Linked DNA regions of Homo sapiens: region 1 is linked to region 2. Evidence: read pairs that join two places in POLR2A ChIA-PET (ENCODE). Cell type or tissue: OCI-LY7. All regions are shown on one strand. Links, peaks and the distances in the headings refer to the core of each region. The heading gives the core; the rest is flanking DNA.

The links. Peaks named below come from ENCODE experiments on the same cell type or tissue, not always from the same donor. Only the 100,000 strongest peaks of a DNase experiment are listed, where the experiment ranks them.
Region 1: POLR2A ChIA-PET joins it to region 2 with 22 read pairs; 2 of 35 experiments call an interaction of 5 or more read pairs at or near these places.

Annotation. Positions count from the first base shown.
Region 1 is chrX:53,686,633-53,694,698 of GRCh38, reverse strand. HUWE1 (HECT, UBA and WWE domain containing E3 ubiquitin protein ligase 1) reads left to right here and starts at 7,980. Exons shown (of 84, transcript NM_031407.7): 1 at 7,980-8,066. RefSeq lists silencers at 7,799-7,973, 8,047-8,066. In OCI-LY7, for the core only: no CTCF peak of the experiment used is centred there; a DNase peak (open chromatin) is centred at 7,948; H3K4me3 peaks cover 642 bases; H3K27ac peaks cover 391 bases.
Region 2 is chrX:53,256,344-53,264,551 of GRCh38, reverse strand. The region is part of intron 2 of IQSEC2 (IQ motif and Sec7 domain ArfGEF 2); the gene reads left to right. Among named protein-coding and RNA genes, the nearest start is that of KDM5C, 35 kb to the right of the region's middle. RefSeq lists an enhancer at 7,296-7,891. In OCI-LY7, for the core only: no CTCF peak of the experiment used is centred there; no DNase peak of the experiment used is centred there.

The DNA of each region.
Region 1 (8,066 bases), core at 3,067-8,066, 430 kb before region 2:
TAAAGGACACATAACAGTTATGTTCTTTCTTCCAGACTCTTAATGCTTTTGTATGGCCTTGGGATACCTGAGTACCTATGGATGTCTTGTAATCATAAGGTGAAGGACTAATAGGCTGAAGATAGTGGAACCAGATGGAAGGAAACTAGGTCCTTAGTGACATTGCTGGGCTGCTGAATTACTTGCCCTGGAATCCCTCTATAGCTGGACTTATGGGAAATAATAAAATACTGTGTGTTTGGCTTTGCTATTATTTGTAACTGAAAGAATTCTAATGATGCACCTTGTAGAACAAGACAGGGTTAACTGGATTGAGCACAGAGGCTTACCTGTACTAAGGATATTTTACAGTGAGCTTAGCATTCCCAGAAGAAATTGTAAGGGTAAAAACATGGTTAGATAAACCTAAAGTTGTGTACTGACCTACAAGACATAGCAGGTGTCATTCTAATTATAGCATCATTTCCTGTACTTTTATCAATACAGTAAATTTGACGTTTTGTGTATAGTTCCAAGAATTTTAACACATGCATAGATTAATGTAACCACCACCACAATCAGGATACAGAAAAGTTCTATCACCTCCAAAAACTTAATCTTATTATTGCTTTGAATTCGTATGCCTCCATGCCTAATCTCTGACCTGTTCTCTATCACTATAGTTTGTCTTCTGAAAAAATGTCATATAAATAAAAACATACAGGCCGGGTGTGGTGGTTCATGCCTGTTATCCCAGCAATTTGGGAGGCCGAAGGGGGCAGATTGTTTGAGGTCAGTAGTTTAAGACCAACCTGGCCAACATGGTGAAACCCTGTCTCTACTAAAAATACAAAAATTAGCCAGGCATGGTGGCACACGCCCGAGTCCCATCTACTCGGGAGGCTGAGGCACAAGAATCTCTTGAACCGGTAGGCAGAGGTTCCAGTGAGCCAATATCATGCCACTGCACTCCAGCCTGGGCAACAGAGCGAGACTCCATCTCAAAAAAAAAAAAAAAAATTAGCCTAGCGTGGTGGCGCGTGCCTGTAAGTCCCAGCTACTGGGGAGGCTGAGGCAGGAGAATCGCTTGAATCTGGGAGGCGGAGGTTGTAGTGAGCCGAGATTGTGCCATTGCACTCCAGCCTGGGCAACAAGAGTGAAAGTCCCTCTCAAAAAAAAAAAAAAAAAAAAAAAAAGAAAGTTCCAGATTTTCCCCTATGTTTTCTTATAGTTTTGTGATTTATATTCAGATCTATGCTCCATTTTGAGTTAATTTCTGTATAAGGTGTGAGGTTTTGATCAAGATTTGTATGAGTCCATTTATGCATTCTCTATTCTGTTATGTTAGTCTATATGTCTGTCTCTTCTCCAAAACCGTACTGTCTTGATTACTGCAGTTATGTGGTAAGTCTTAAAATCAGGTATAGCAGTGTGATTCCTCCAACTTTATTAATCTTTTCAAAATTGCTTTGGCTATTCTTGTTCTTTTGCCTTTCCATGTAAAGTTTAGAGTCGATATATATCCACAAAAGATCTTGCTGGGATTTTAATAGGAATTGCATGAAGCCTATAGATCAACTTAGAGAGAACTGACATCTCTAATATGTTAAGTGTTCTAGTCCCTGAATACGGTCTATCTCTCCATTTATTGAGGACTTCGGAGATTTCTTTCATCAGCATTTTGTAGTTTTCGGCATAAAGGTCCTGTACACGTTCTGTTAGATTTTTACCTAAGCATTTTATTTTTGGGGAGCTATTACAAATAGTATTGTTCATTGCTAGGATAAAGAAATGTGATTGATTTCTGTGTGTTGACTTTGTATCCTGCAACCTTGCTAAATTCATGTATTAGTTCTAGGGAAGTGTGTGTGTGTGTGTGTGTGTGTGTGCGTGCGCACGCTATTTGGGATTTTCTGTGTAGACAGTCATGCCATCTGTGAATACGGATGGCTTCATTTTCCTTTCCTCTTTTCTCCTCTCCCTTCCTAACTACCTAGAGTTAAGATACCTAGGTTGGACAACATATGAGGATGAGGGATAAGTAGAGTTGTAATACGTCATCTCCAAATTGTTCAAGTTGATTAACAGTCACTCTACAAGGAGATAAAAATATTATGTGCAGATCATGTGATTGTATACTATGAAAAATAAAAAGCAATACTAAAAATTTAAGAATAATAAATACTACAAAAATACCAAATACTTACTGAAGGCCAGGAACAGTTCTAATCATTGTACATAAATGAACTTATCCGGTAATCACAACCCTATGAGGTGGGTACTATTATCCCCATTTTACAGAAGAGGAAACTATGAATGGCAGAGCTGGGCTCAAATCCAGCTCCAGTGCTGGCACTCTTAACTATTACACAATGGAACAGAAGATTCTACAAATGCATCCCAAAATGTCAGGGAATTTAGTATTTGATAAAGGGGGCATTTTAAGTTAATGAGTGAAATGTCAACTATTCAATAATTATGAAGAACAATTGGATAGATTTTGAGAAAAAAATAAAGTTGGAATCCTACGTTTGTACTACACGCCAAAATAATACCCACATGAGACAAATATTGAAATGTAATATTCAAAACCATAAAGGCGTTAGAAGAAAACATAGATGAAGAGTTTTCTAGTCTTGAAGTGGGCAAAGCCTTTCAGAACACAGCACTTAAACCAGCTACTATAAATAAATGAAATGATAACAAATTTGATTATATAAAGGATGTTAAACTTGTATGTTCTAAGAAACAGCTTTATAAGGTTAAAACACAAACAAAAAAATGAAGAAAATATTTATGACAGGAAGACAAGAGTATTATCCGTGATATAAAAAGAGCTATTCCAACTCAACAACAAGACTATTCAACAAAAAACATGGGCAAAATGTACAAACAAGCTATACATTTAGAAGAAGAAGAATACAAATGGCCAAGAAACTAATTAAAAGATATTCAACCTCGCCAAAAATCAAAGATATGAAAATGAAAAGAATGACATATCACTTTGTAAGTATCAGATTACCAAAGAAAAAAATTAGTGAAAATGCACAGCTCTGGCAAGGGTATGGGGGCGGAAGGCACTCTCATACTTGGGTACTACAAATATAAATTCGCGTAATCTCTTTTGGAGGGCAATTTGGCAATATCTATCCAATTGTAAAATGTGCATTCCCTTTGCAGGAATTCAATTTCTATTTATTTATTTATCTTATAGGAGTACAAACATGTGTAAAGCTATTACTACAAGAATGTTTATTTCAGCACTCTCCATAATAATGAAAACTCAGTAACAATCCAAAGGAATATCTACCCTATGTGAATAATTTAAAACTAAGGAAAATATGTTATGTATTGGCGTGTTAAGGCACTCATAATCTGTTGTTACCTCTATTTATTTCTGAGTAGCCTCAGGGGATTTCTTATAGGACAACTGTTACTTAATTTGCACAGCTTTCTAACCTGTAAAATGGGCATAATCGCATCAAAAATATTTATCGAACAGATATAATTGCCAGGCACTATAATAGGTGCTGGTGTATGAGTAGGAAAAAAAACAGGCTTGGTCCCTGCCTCTGAGGAGCTCACTGTTCAGTGTAGAGGTGTGAGGTGTGTGTGTGTAGGGTGGTGAGGAACAGATATTAATCACACAACTGTACAATTGTTTTGGGTGGTTTGGGAGGAAAATAGCAGAGTACTATGAACGCGTATTACAGTGGACCTTGATCCAGTTTTGGCGGGGCGGCGGGGGTCAAGGAAGGCTTCCCTGAAGCAATATTTAATTTTTTTAAAAAAAGCAAGTGATGGGCCAGGCACTGTGTAAGTGCCAGCTCCAGAGATCAATTAAAAAGAATAAGGTAAACGTATAGACACTGACAGAAAGAATTTCAAGAATGCATTGTCAATAAGGCAAGTTGTAAAACTTAAATATATCTTTATTTCTCCTTTTTTGGTTTAAAAAATCTGCATTGTAATATAGGTGTAAATGTATATATAGAAAAAGTTCTGAAAGAATATACATCATGCCATTAACTCTATTCGAATAATTTGTGGATTTGTCTGATCTTCTGTAATCAGTTAAAAAAAAAGATATTTACATATACAAAAATGACAGCATGAATATTAGAAAAATTGGTATTCAGGCTGGGCACAGTGGCTCACACCTGTAATCCCAGCACTTTGGGAGGCTGAGGTGGGTGGATCACTTGAGGTTAGGAGTTCGAGATCATTCTGGCCAACATGGTGAAACCCCATCTCTACTAATAATACAAAAATTAGCCGGGTGTGGTGGCACATGGGCCTGTAATCCCAGCTACTAAGGAGGCCGAGGCAGGAGAATCGCTTGAACCAGGGAGGCAGAGGTTGCAGGGACCCGAGATTGCACCACTGTACTCCAGCCTGGGTGGCAGAGTGAAACTGTGTCCTGTGTCTCAAAAAAAAAAAGAAAGAAAGAAAGAAAAATAGTATTCAAGGAAAAAAAAAACTTTAAACAGGGTAAAGAGAGATACTGAAGAGTTTGAGGTGACAGTGAGCTATGATTGTGCCACTGCACTCTAGCTCTAGGCACCAGAGTGAGATCCTGTCTCTAAAAAAAGAAAAAAAGAGACTATCTACCAAGACTATCTTCTGTCATAAACATACATAGCAACCAATATTCCATTAAATGTATGAAGAAAACAGTTATAAAAGCACATAAATTGTACGCTATAAAGTTTTTAAAAATGCCTATGCAACTCTTGCCAAGATTGATCAGGTACTGAATCATAAAAGAAAGCACAATGCATTTCCAATAGTAGAAATAATAAAAGTCACATTAATGGAACACAGTGCAGTACAGCTAACCTCTAACCACAAAAACATCCAGATAAGAAAAAATTTGAGTCACCTCACAAAGAAAATACTTCTAAATATCTCATGGTCAAAGAAGAAATCAAACCTAAAATTATAAACTAGAAATTAATAAGAATGAGAGCACTTCATATGAAGTAAAACACTGAAAAAAATAAACTTAGAGAAAACTGGAGGAAGATATTAATAAACATTAAAGCTGAAAATAATAACTTAAGTAGAGAATGGGAAAAATGGTAGAACAGAAAAATAAATCTAAGAAATAGTTCTTTGAAAATATCAACAGAATAAACTCTGGAGAGTTTAGTTACATGAGAAAGAGAAATGCATACAAATAAGATGGCTTGATTGGTGGATAGATAAATGACATATATGTAGTAAAGTTATAACAAAACATGGTAAAATCAATGTGGTGGGTATACAGATGTAAAATTCTTTCAACGTCGTATGTTTGAAAACTTTCATAATAAAATAGATAAAAATCTCTTGGGGCACAGTGCGGTGGCTCACGCCTGAAACAACACTTTGGGAGGCTGAGGCAGATTGGAGAGGATTGCTTGAGCCCAGGAGTTTGGGACAAGGCTGGGCAACATAGTGAGACCTCATCTTGTTCCCCACTCCCCCCTCCCCCCCCAAAAAAAATTAGCCAGGCATGGTGGCTTGCACTTGTAATCCCAGCTATTCAGGATGCTGAGGCAAGAAGATCCCTTGAGCCCAGGAGATCGAGGCTGCAGTGAGCCATGATCATGCCACTGCACTCCAGCCTGGGAGACAGAGTGAGACTGTCTCAAAAAAAAAAAGAAAGAAAGAGAAAGAAAGAAAAGAAAGAGAGAGAGAGAGGAAAGAAAGAAAGAAAGAAAGAAAGAAAGAAAGAAAGAAAGAAAGAAAGAAAGAAAGAAAGAAAGAAAATACTCCTTAGCTAATAATCAGGGAAATGTAAATAATGAGACATTTTTCACCCATTATATTGGCAAAATATTAAAATGATTGGTTAATATCGAGTCCGGGTAAGAATTTAGGGAAATGCTAATTCTTACTCACTGCTAGTGGAGGTATAAACTGAAATAGTCGTTCTACGTGGCAATTTGTCATTTGACATTATGTATTAGAATTTCAAAATGTGCTATCTTTGGGCAGAGAATAGTGGCTCACGCCTGTAATCCAAGCACTTTGGTAAGCCGAGGCAGGAGGATCACTTGAGCCAAGGAGTTTGAGACCAGCCTGAGCAACGTAGTGATACCTCATCTCTACAAAAAATACAAAAATTAGCCAGGCGTGATAGCACACGCCTATAGTCCCAGTTACTCGAGGGAAGACTGAAGTGGGATGATTGCTTGAGGTGGGAGGATCGCTTGAGCCTTGGAGGTCAAGGCTGCAGTAAGCCCTAATCGCACCAGTGCACTCCAGCCTGGGTGACAGTGAGACACTATCTTAAAAAAAAAAAATGTGTGCTACCTTTATCCAACTATTTCATTTCTCCATGTTTATCTCACAGAAATATTTTAGCATCTGCAGAAAAAAGCATGTACAAGGAATTTTATTGCAGCATTGTTAACAGTAAAAAAAAAACCCCACTGTAATAGTCAAAGATTGAAAATAACATGTGTTTATCCATAGATGAATGATTACAGTATATTCATTCAATGGAATACTATGCAGTAGGTAAGATAAATGAGGTAGATTTATATATATTGACATGGAAAGATCTTCAAGCTACATTAAGTGAATAAAGCAATTAACATAACAATACATAAAAAGGATGCTATTTATTTTTTAAATGAAAAACAAAAACAAAGCCATGCTTTTCTATTTGTGTATATGAATGTAAGGGGAACTTTAAATTTATCCGTGTTTTACAATAATCATGTGTAATTAGGAAACCAATTTTAAAATGAAAAAAGAACAACCGAAGTTAATTACATGCTAAAGAAAGTATAGCTTCATGTTGCCACTAAATGTTACAGATGGGCCGGGTCTTTCGCCTGTAATCCCAGCGCTTTGGGAGGCCGAGGCGGGTGAACTGCTTGAGCCTAAGAGTTTGAGACCAGCCTGGCAACATAGTGAGACCCCGCCTCTACAAAAAATAAAAAGTTATCCAGGCGTGGTGGCGCATACCTGGAGGCCCAGCTACTTGGGAGACTGTAGGCAGGCAGGAGGATCCTTGAGCCCAGGAGGTCGAGGCTGCAGTGAGTCGTGACCGTGCCACTGCACTTCACCCTGGGTGACAGAGTGATGCTTTGTCTCAAAAAAAAAAAATTGTAAAAATATTCAATGAAACAGTGTATCTCGAAGGGGCCCTGTACATCTCCTGAGATCATATACAAAATTTTATGTGTAAGTATATATTGGGGTGGGGGACCCATTCATTAGATTCTCAATTCGAGGGATGAACCACTGCTCTGGAGGGCTGGAATTAGAGAAGTGGAGGGTATAATCACAGTTTTTATTTCCTCGATGTCTCAGGAGTTCTTTTAATAGTGCTTTTGTCTTTAAATACTAAATTAATACATACTTTTTATTAAAAATTGAAACCTTATCGAAGTAGCTAGAGTTCCAAGTCAAAGTTCTTCGCCCCTCCAATGTCGTCCGCAGCCCACAATAATTAAGTAGGGTTAACAGGTGATCTCCCACCAGGTCCTTTTTATTCCCATGTATTTACAGATGCAGATCCTCTACAGGATCCTTGTCAATCGCACTGCCGTTCCAAATAATTAAAGGAGGAAAAAAGAATGTTTATTGAGGGCTTACTATGTGCCTGAAGTGTTTTAAGGGTTTGCTCGCGTGAACTCTGGGTGGTCGGCTTCCCACGTCGTCTCCCACCCTCCGCTCTGGGTCCAGCCTTGCCCTCTTGCCCCACACTCCCCATTCTTCACAAGGCATCTGGCGAGGTCGTTAATTTTTAAAGGTAAATCAGATCAAATCATGTTCCCTTCCGCGGCTTCCACCGTGCCTCGAATCAAATCCCAATTCTTAGCGACCCTATCATCCTCTATGGTTGCATTTACTGGGCCTTGGGTAGCTCAGGCGCGGTCCCCTGCAAGGGACCCGACTTCACCGCGGAGGGAGCTCCCTCCCGAGGGGCAGGGGCGGGGCTTCGCTTGCGGTGGGTGGAGCCCCAAATCGAGTTTGAGCTGAGCCGAAGCGAGGAGGCTTTCGACTGAGGGCTAGCGAGGGGAGCAGGGCTGGAGCAGGGCTGGAGCAGGGCTGGAGCAGGGCTGAAGCAGGGCTGAAGCAGGGCCGCG
Region 2 (8,208 bases), core at 3,036-8,035:
CTCTCCAGGGTGTGTGAATGTAGGTGACCTGGGGCTGGGGACGAGGAGACCATTCTACCCTTCCGCTGAATGGAGAGAGAAGCAAGTGTGGGGGTGGGGACGGGGGTTCAACTACATGGGGGGAGGGGGCAAGTCAGGGTCAGATGACCCTCCCGACCCGTGGGCAACTGAATTGGCTGAATCGGGCAGAGGGCTTGTGCTGTGGGAAGGGGGTGGGGTTTTGATCAGCCGTGAGAGAAATATGTGTGCACGCATGGCCTCCATGTGGCCGGCCATCCTCACACATGTCTTTGCACAAGGCTCTGCAGGTCTCACAGTTGTGAGACTGTGCACACTGCTGCAGAGCTGAGGAAATGTGATGATGTGAGACTGGGTGTGAGGAATTCTGAGTGTGAGGTTGATTGTGTGAAGTGGTGACTTTATGTACCTGGCAGCCTTGATGTCTGTGTCTGGTGGATGTAATCACAAGGCTGGGTGTGGGTGGCTTTTAAGCACGTGAGGCTGTGGCCTTTAGGGTGACAGTTGTCAGGCAGGATGGTCACACACACACAGACACACGTGATTTCTACCTGTGGTCTTCGAGGACCCAGGGTGGCTGCTGAGTAACTGCTGTGTGCTTAGTACTGGCATGAGTGCCATAGGTCCGCAAAGGTGAATCACACCGGGCCGCTGCCCTTGGGAAACAGGACGGGGGTGTGGGGTGGGAGACGGACACTTTAAGAGAGAACCACAAGTTAGCCAGGAAGAAAGACTGACTGTGATAATATGGGTATGCATAAGACACAGGGGAGGGAGTCACTGACCCTGTCATGTTCCGTGAGCGGCAGGAGTGAGTCAGCATTGACTTCCCAGAAGGACCAACCTGCCCAGGGTACTGCAAGATGAAGATGAGCTCACCCAGATCAAGCAAGTCGGGGGGTGAAGGGGAGACAGAAGACATTCTGGGCAGAAGAAACAAAGGAAGAGTATGAGCATGGGCTTGGTTATGTGGATCAGCTTGCTGTAGTCTAGGAATTGCAAGTAACCTGCTATTGCCTGTGACATTGAGGAACTTACAGGGCAGGGTGGGAGGTGAGGGGTGGGGAGACAGGCCAGATTCAGAGGGGCTTCTGAAGCTAAGAGTGGGATGCTGGCCAGAGGTGAGGGGGATTCTTGTCCTGTGCAACCCTGGGCAAGTCACTTTGACTCTCTGGGCCTCCATTTGGGTCTGTGGGATTGGATGGTTCATAAAGCCTAGTCCGTCCAGTCCATCCCAGCTCTGTGCATCTTCTGCCACCCTTGGCTAGCCACATCCATGAGTCATCGCTCTTGAGGTCAGGAGCTTCTTCCATCTAACCTCAGTCCTTCCTGCTTCCTCCCGGGTTGCTTCCTCGTTCACCCACTCCACAAATATTTACCCAGCATGCGATCCTTTGTGTGCCACTGTGGGAAGGCACGGGGAGATGAAGAATGCGAGGACTGTACCTTGAAGGGACTGCTTATAGTGCCTGGGACAGAGGGTGGGGTGGTGGTAAGAGCACGGGCTTTGTGTTCAGATACACTTTTGTTTGAATCTTGGCTCCACCAGTGCTGAGCTTCAAGGCTTTGGGCAGGTTACTTCATCTCTCTGTACCTCAGTTTCATCATCTGTGCTGTCCTCCTCAGAGAGAACAACCCAAACCTTGCAGTGTTGCTCAGCCTAGCAAAATGACAACTCAATAAATGACAACTATTATTTTTAGGGCTGCACAGCAGCAAAGCTGGGATTCAAGCTCAGGTCTTGCGCTCCCAAAGCCCGTGTATGCAGCTCAGCTCCTCTGAAGGCTGCTTTCTTCCCTGTCAGTTCCTGTGCCAAGCCAGGCTGGGCTAGGGCTTAGATCCCTGTGACACTGGGATTGGGCAGCAGAACTAGCTTGCAGAAGAAATATTGGAGGGAGAGGTGGCTGCAGTCCCCCTGCCTCCTCTCTCCCCTGCCACTGGGTCCAGTCTCCTGGCCCAGTCTGCTCCTTCCAGAACCCAAAGCCCCTGGTCCCATCCAGGTGCAATGACCTTCCTCGTCTTGTTTTCTTGTCTCTACTTCCAGTCCGTCCCGTTCCCCCCACTGCCACCTAAGTTGTCATGGGGATAGTCCTCACCATCCCTAGCTTCCTCTTGCCCTCATCTTATGATATCCATGGCAACAGCCCCCATTCGTTTCCATGACAACTGCATCCTGATCCCATCCCCTGCTGGCTGCCTGGTTCCGGGCAGTGCCAATAAAGGGAAGGAGGGAGAGAAGACCTCCCATTAGAAGCAGCATTTGAGGAGGATTAGTGCCCCTGCCATGGGCAGGCCAGCCCCAGATCCCTGTGGAACATCCTACACTGCTTCTCCCCATCTTAGTGCTTTGGCACACAAGGTTCCCTCACTCTTCATCTCTACCAACTCCTTCCAGGCAAGACCCAGTCCACAAGCTTCCTCCCCCAGGAAGCCTTCCGGGCAGCAGAGGAACTAGCACAAGCTTTGGGGTTTGAATCTCTGTCCTGCCACTTGCTAGCTCTGAGACCTTTGGCAGTCATTTCCCCTCTTGGAGTTTTTTTCTTCATCTGCAAAATAGGAATCCTAATTCTTCCCTCACGTTTGCCATGCAGATTAAATAATGTGTGGAAAATGCCTGACACAGGGAAGGTGCGCAGTAAGTGCGAGTTTATTTTTATTCTGCTCAACCACCCCCAAACAGAAGGGATCTCTCTCCTGCACTCCCCCAGCACTTCCTCTGTTCCCCAGCCCTGATAACTTTCTGCTTTGTACTGTGGTTATTTGTGTAGCATAGCTTATTTCCCCCTCTGCAGAGGATGCTCTCCAATTTCCCCCACAGAATAGCCCAGCAGACAGCGCACATGGGCGTGTGTGTGTGTGTGTGAGTGTGTGTGTGTGGTTGTGTCCGTATATGTGCATGTCTGCATGTGTTTGTGTCTATTTTCTTGTGTCTGTGGATGTGTTTTTGTTTCTAGGTTTGTCTGCCTTTGCATGTGTCTGTGTTATTGTACCTCTGCATGCATGTGTGTGAGTGTATGTGTGTGTGTGTGTGTGTGTGTGTGCACATGCAGATGTTTTGCTCCTGGCTGGGAAGAGTCCAGAGAGGGGGTGCTCCCAGACCGTTTCTGAAGTCCAGGAATCCAAAGAGGGAGTTGGTTTTGCTTGACCCCTGCACAGATGAGAAACTGAGTTGCAGAGAGGAAAAGTGACATGCACGGGCTCACACAGCTGGTCAGTGGCAGTCAGGACCTGAGCCTTGGCCTGCCCAGCGTCTTACTCTACAACAGGCTCTTTCTCTCTCTGTGTGTTTGCATGTGTGTGTATGTGTGCGAGAGAAAGAGAAGAAGAGAGATTTTCCATGTGATCAGCATGTCCCCGAGTGTTGTTCTGGGGGCTCTGACTTGAGGGATTCCACATCCCCAGTGCTGTTTCTTCAGCAGTATGTATGATGTCAGAAGCAACGCCGTCAAGCACCCTCCTTTTTTTGCCAGGCTCCCTTGTGGGAGGCTGTGCTGACAGCCTGATCTCCCTGCCACTATTCCCTTTGCAACCAAAACGGGGGTGAGCTCTCAAGGGAGGAATTGCCAAAGAGTGCAGAGCCAGGGGCAGCACGGAGCCGGGAGTGAGGAGAGGCAACAAGATGTCATGAAAAGCCTGGGCCCTGGGTTTGAATCCTAGCTTTTTTACTTAATAGCTATGTGACCTTGAGCAAGTTTATGTCACCTCTCTGAGCCTCAGTGTCTTCATCTATGAAATGAGGCTAATGGTGCCTGCCTTGGTAAGTTTCAAGAATTCAATGAGCTAAGTAGTGCCTTTGCCCTAGGAATTAGAGGTGACAACAGGGCCCTACTGCAGCCCGAGAGGAGCGGGTGTAAGACAGCCTGTGTGGAGGAGGCAGGCAGGCATGGAAAGGCATACCTGAGCAGAGCATTGAAGGCTGAGCAGGAGGTAGCCAGGTTGGGGCAATGGGGCAGAGAATATATGAGGTGGGGGTCAAGTCAGGAGAGCCATCCATGGCCACAGTGAGGAAGTTGAAGGTTATCCCATGGCTGCTGATTCCTGGAACACCCAAGTTAGATCATGTCCCTCCTCTGCTCACCTCAATCAGAGCAAAAGCCAAAGTCTTTATTGTAGGCTCATGCCCTTTCCGATTTGGCCCCCATGACCTCTCTGATCTTACCTCCTATCTCCTCTCATTCACTCTGTTCCGGCCACACTGGCCTCTTCACTGTTTCTCGAACATGCCAGACACAGTTCTACCTCCGGGCCTTTGCGCTGGCTGTACCCTCTCTCTGGACTGCTCTGCCTTTGCCATGCAACTTCCTCTCACTTCCCTCAGCACTCTGCTTATATGCCATTGCTCCAGAAAGGCCTTCCCTGAGCACCACTTCTCAAACAGCACCTTTTCGCAATCTGCTATATTTTCCTTCCTAGCACTTCACCCCTACCTGAAATGGCAGGATATATTTACTTGTTTCTTTCTTCTGTAAGCCTCCAACCTTGTGCCCCCCATAATGAGACCATTCTCTGGGTCCCAGCCACACCCATTCCCTCACTAGAACATCACCTCCCTGAGAATGTTCTCGTGCATTTTGCTCACTAGTATATTTCCAGCACCCAGCACTGTGCCTGGCATACAGAGGGTGCTCAGTTGTTGTTTGTTGAGTGAGTTATCTGGCGCTGTGGAAGGGTTTTAGTGAGAGAATGAAATAGTTAGGTTAGTACAGTTTTGTTTTTGTTTTTGTTTTTGTTTTTGAGACAGGGTCTCACTTTGTTGCCCAGGCTGGAGTGCAGTGGCAGGATCACGGCTTACCGCAGCCTTGACCTCCTGGGCTCAAGCGATTTTCCTGCCTCAGCCTCCCTAGTAGCTAGGACCACAGGCATGCGCCACCACGCCTGGCTAATTTTTTATTTTCTGTAGAGACGGGGTCTCCCTATGTTGCCCAGGCTGGTCTTGAACTCCTGGGCTTAAGTGATCCTCCTACCTCAGCCTACCAAAGTGCTGAGATTATGGGCCTGAGCCACCATGCCTGGCAATACTTTTTTTTTTGAGATGGAGTCTCACTCTGTCACTCAGGCTGGAGTGTGGTGGCACAATCTTGGCTCACTGCAGCCTCCACCTCCCGGGTTCAAGCGATTCTCGTGCCTCAGCCTCCCAAGTAGCTGGGACTACAGGGGCCCACCACCACACCTGGCTAATTTTTTGTATTTTTGGTAGAGATGAGGTTTTGCCATGTTGCCCAGGCTGGTCTTCAACTCCTGCCTTAAGTGATCCTTCCATGTCAGCCTCTGGAGTAGCTGGGATTACAAGTATAAGCCACTGTGCCCAGCTAGATTTGTACTTTTTTTTTTTTTTTTTTTTTTTTGGAGACAGTCTCACTCTATCTCCCAGGCTGGAGTGCAGTGGTGCGATGTCAGCTCACTGCAACCTCTGTCTCCTGGGTTCAAGTGATTCTCCTGCCTCAGCCTCCCAAGTAGCTGGGATTACAGGCACACCCACCATGCTCAGCTAATTTTTGTATTTTTAGTAGAGATGTGGTTTCATCATGTTGGCCAGGCTGGTCTTGAATTCCTGACCTCAGGTGATCCACCTGCCTTGGCCTCCCAAAGTGCTGGGATTACAGGCATGATCCACGGCGCCAGGCCTAGATTTGTACTTTTGGTGGTGGTGGTGGTGGTGGGTTTTGTTTGTTTGTTTGTTTGTTTGTTTTTAGACGGAGTCTCGCTCTGTCTCCCAGGCTGGAGTGCAGTGGCACAATCTTGGCTCACTGCAACCTCTGCCTCCTGGATTCAAGTGATTCTCCTGCCTCAGCAGGAGATTTCAGGCCCCCACCACCACGCCCGGCTAATTTTTGTATTTTCATTAGAGACGGGTTTTCGCCATGTTGCCTGGGTTGGTTTTGAACTCCTGGCCTCATGTGATCTGCTCGCCTCAGCCTCCCAAAGTGCTGGGATTACAGGAGTAAGCCACCACGCCCGGCCCAGATTTGTACTTTTGAAAGCTCTCACTGGCCACAGGGTGAAGAATGGGTTGGAAGAGGAGATCGGAGGCTGTGGTAAAAGTTCAGGAGAGAGTATTTCTTAGAGCAGCCTCCTGAGCACATTCATTGACTCCCTCTGGACGGCAGCTTTTATTGAGCACCTACTCTGTTCCAGGCCGTGTGCTCTGTGTTAGCTGGGAGATTATCAAATTCTCTTCCTGAGCTGGGATTCTGGGAGTCATGAACACAAATAGCTGTCATGCTTTGCCAAAGCTAACCTGTGCCATAAAAAGCAGGACAGACATGTGCTGTGTGTGGGAGCTCTGAACAGGATCAGCAATAATTTCTGGCTGGAGGCGGGATTCAGGAGGGCTTCTTAGTGGTGGCATATGACCTGAATCTTGACGGAACTAGGATGTGGGGGAATTTCTCAGATTGCAGATGGCGGAGACGATGGGGATTGCATTTCAAGTGGTAGGTACTGTATGAGCAGTTTTGGAGGTAGAAAGCAGAGGAGCATTTGGGAAAAGCAGGATGTGGGCCAGGCTGGAATGATGGGTGGATGGAATAGGGGGCTGGCAGCCAACCCTGAAGTATGGCTTAATGTTTAAGAGTGTGGGCTCTGGAGTCAGACTGCCTGGATTTGAATCCTGGCTCTATCATTAGTAGCTGTGTGACCATAGATATGTTACTTAACCTCTCTGGGCCTCAGTTTCTTTATGTGTAAAATGAAGATAAATTACAGTACCTACCTCATACGGTTGTCTTGAAGAGCAAGCAAGTTATTCAGTGTGAAGTGGTAAGAATGGTACCTAAATGTGCTAAATGGTCTATAAATATTAGCTGTTGTATCTTGGAGAAGCCTCAAATGCCAGAATAAGGGACTTGGGCTATCTCTTCTGAGCAGTGGAAGTTATAGATGATGGTTCATGCATACAGGAGACAGTTGATCAAAACTGGGCTTGAGCCGTGTGCTGGGAGGGGAGGTTTGAGAGATTAATGGGCAAGATCCTGCAGTCCTGGCAGGGAGGAGAGGAACATCTTGGATGCCGGGGGTGGGCTGAGCTGGGGCTGAACCCTGGAGTGGGGGTGATGTCAGGGCCACCGCCCCAGGCCCAGGAGGAGAGAGAATTTGGGGTGGAGAGCGAGCGATGGGTGGGAGCTCTCCCCAGGGCGGAGCCGAGCTCCACAGCGCTGCAGCCCGGGACCGGGCCTCGTGGGCGCAGCCTTCACACCACATCCAGCCCCCAGTGCAAAGCGCTCTGCTGCAAGGCTGGCAGGCCTGTTGCAGTTCCAGCTCCTGCACTGGTAGGGTCCCCCCCAGTACCTACCCCAGCCCATTTCTGCCCTTTGCCTTTGCCTCTGCCGAATAGGGGCTGGGGAGTACCCCTTCACCTGTTTACCAGCCAAGAGCCTCCAACCTTGTGCCCCCCATAATGAGACCATTCTCTGGGTCCCAGCCACACCCATTCCCCCCACAGCCTCCTCCATGCCTCACCTGCGTGTTCCTTCCCGCCCGACTCCTTCCCTGTCTTCCCCACCTCTGTGGCTCTTCACCGTGCAGGCTCGGCTCAAGGCGCCTGGGCTCTGTCGCCACCTGGGTTCCCTGGCAGCCTGGTTGCCATGGCACCATGGGAGCAGTTCTGGTGGAACAACAGCTCTGGGAAACCAGGGCAGGCAAGACCCGGGGCCCAGCTCCTGCCACGCGTGGAGACTCCCCTGCCCCCTTCCCCCAGCTGAGCAGAGGAGGCCATGAGGAGAAAAAGGAAGCTGCCCCGCAGGGCTGCTCTTTACCTGTGAGGATGCTGGATGGGAGGCGCCTCCCACTGTTGCTGCTCGCCCTGCCCTGCTGCTGGCCCTGCCCTCGCAACCAGGGAACCCTGGGAACTGGCTTGGCCTGGCCCGGAGTCCAGGCACCAGGGGGCAGGGGCCAGGCTGCAGGGGACAGGGCTGGGCGGATGAGGGGAGAGCTGTGTGCAGGGGTGGGCCTCACACAGCTGGGACAGGGCTGGGAGGGGGTGGCGCTTTGAAGGAGCTAGTCTGGGGTGGTGCTGGGAATCGGACTGGGAGGGAAATCACAGCGAGCACTGCGTTGGGGACAAGGCCAGGAGGGGATGGAGCTGTAAGGGGAAGAGGTCTGTGGGGAGGGGTGGAGCTGTGAGGGGGCAGAAGAAAGGGCATGAGGAGACAAGACTGGGAGGAGAGTGGTCTAGGGGAGAAGGCTGTGAGG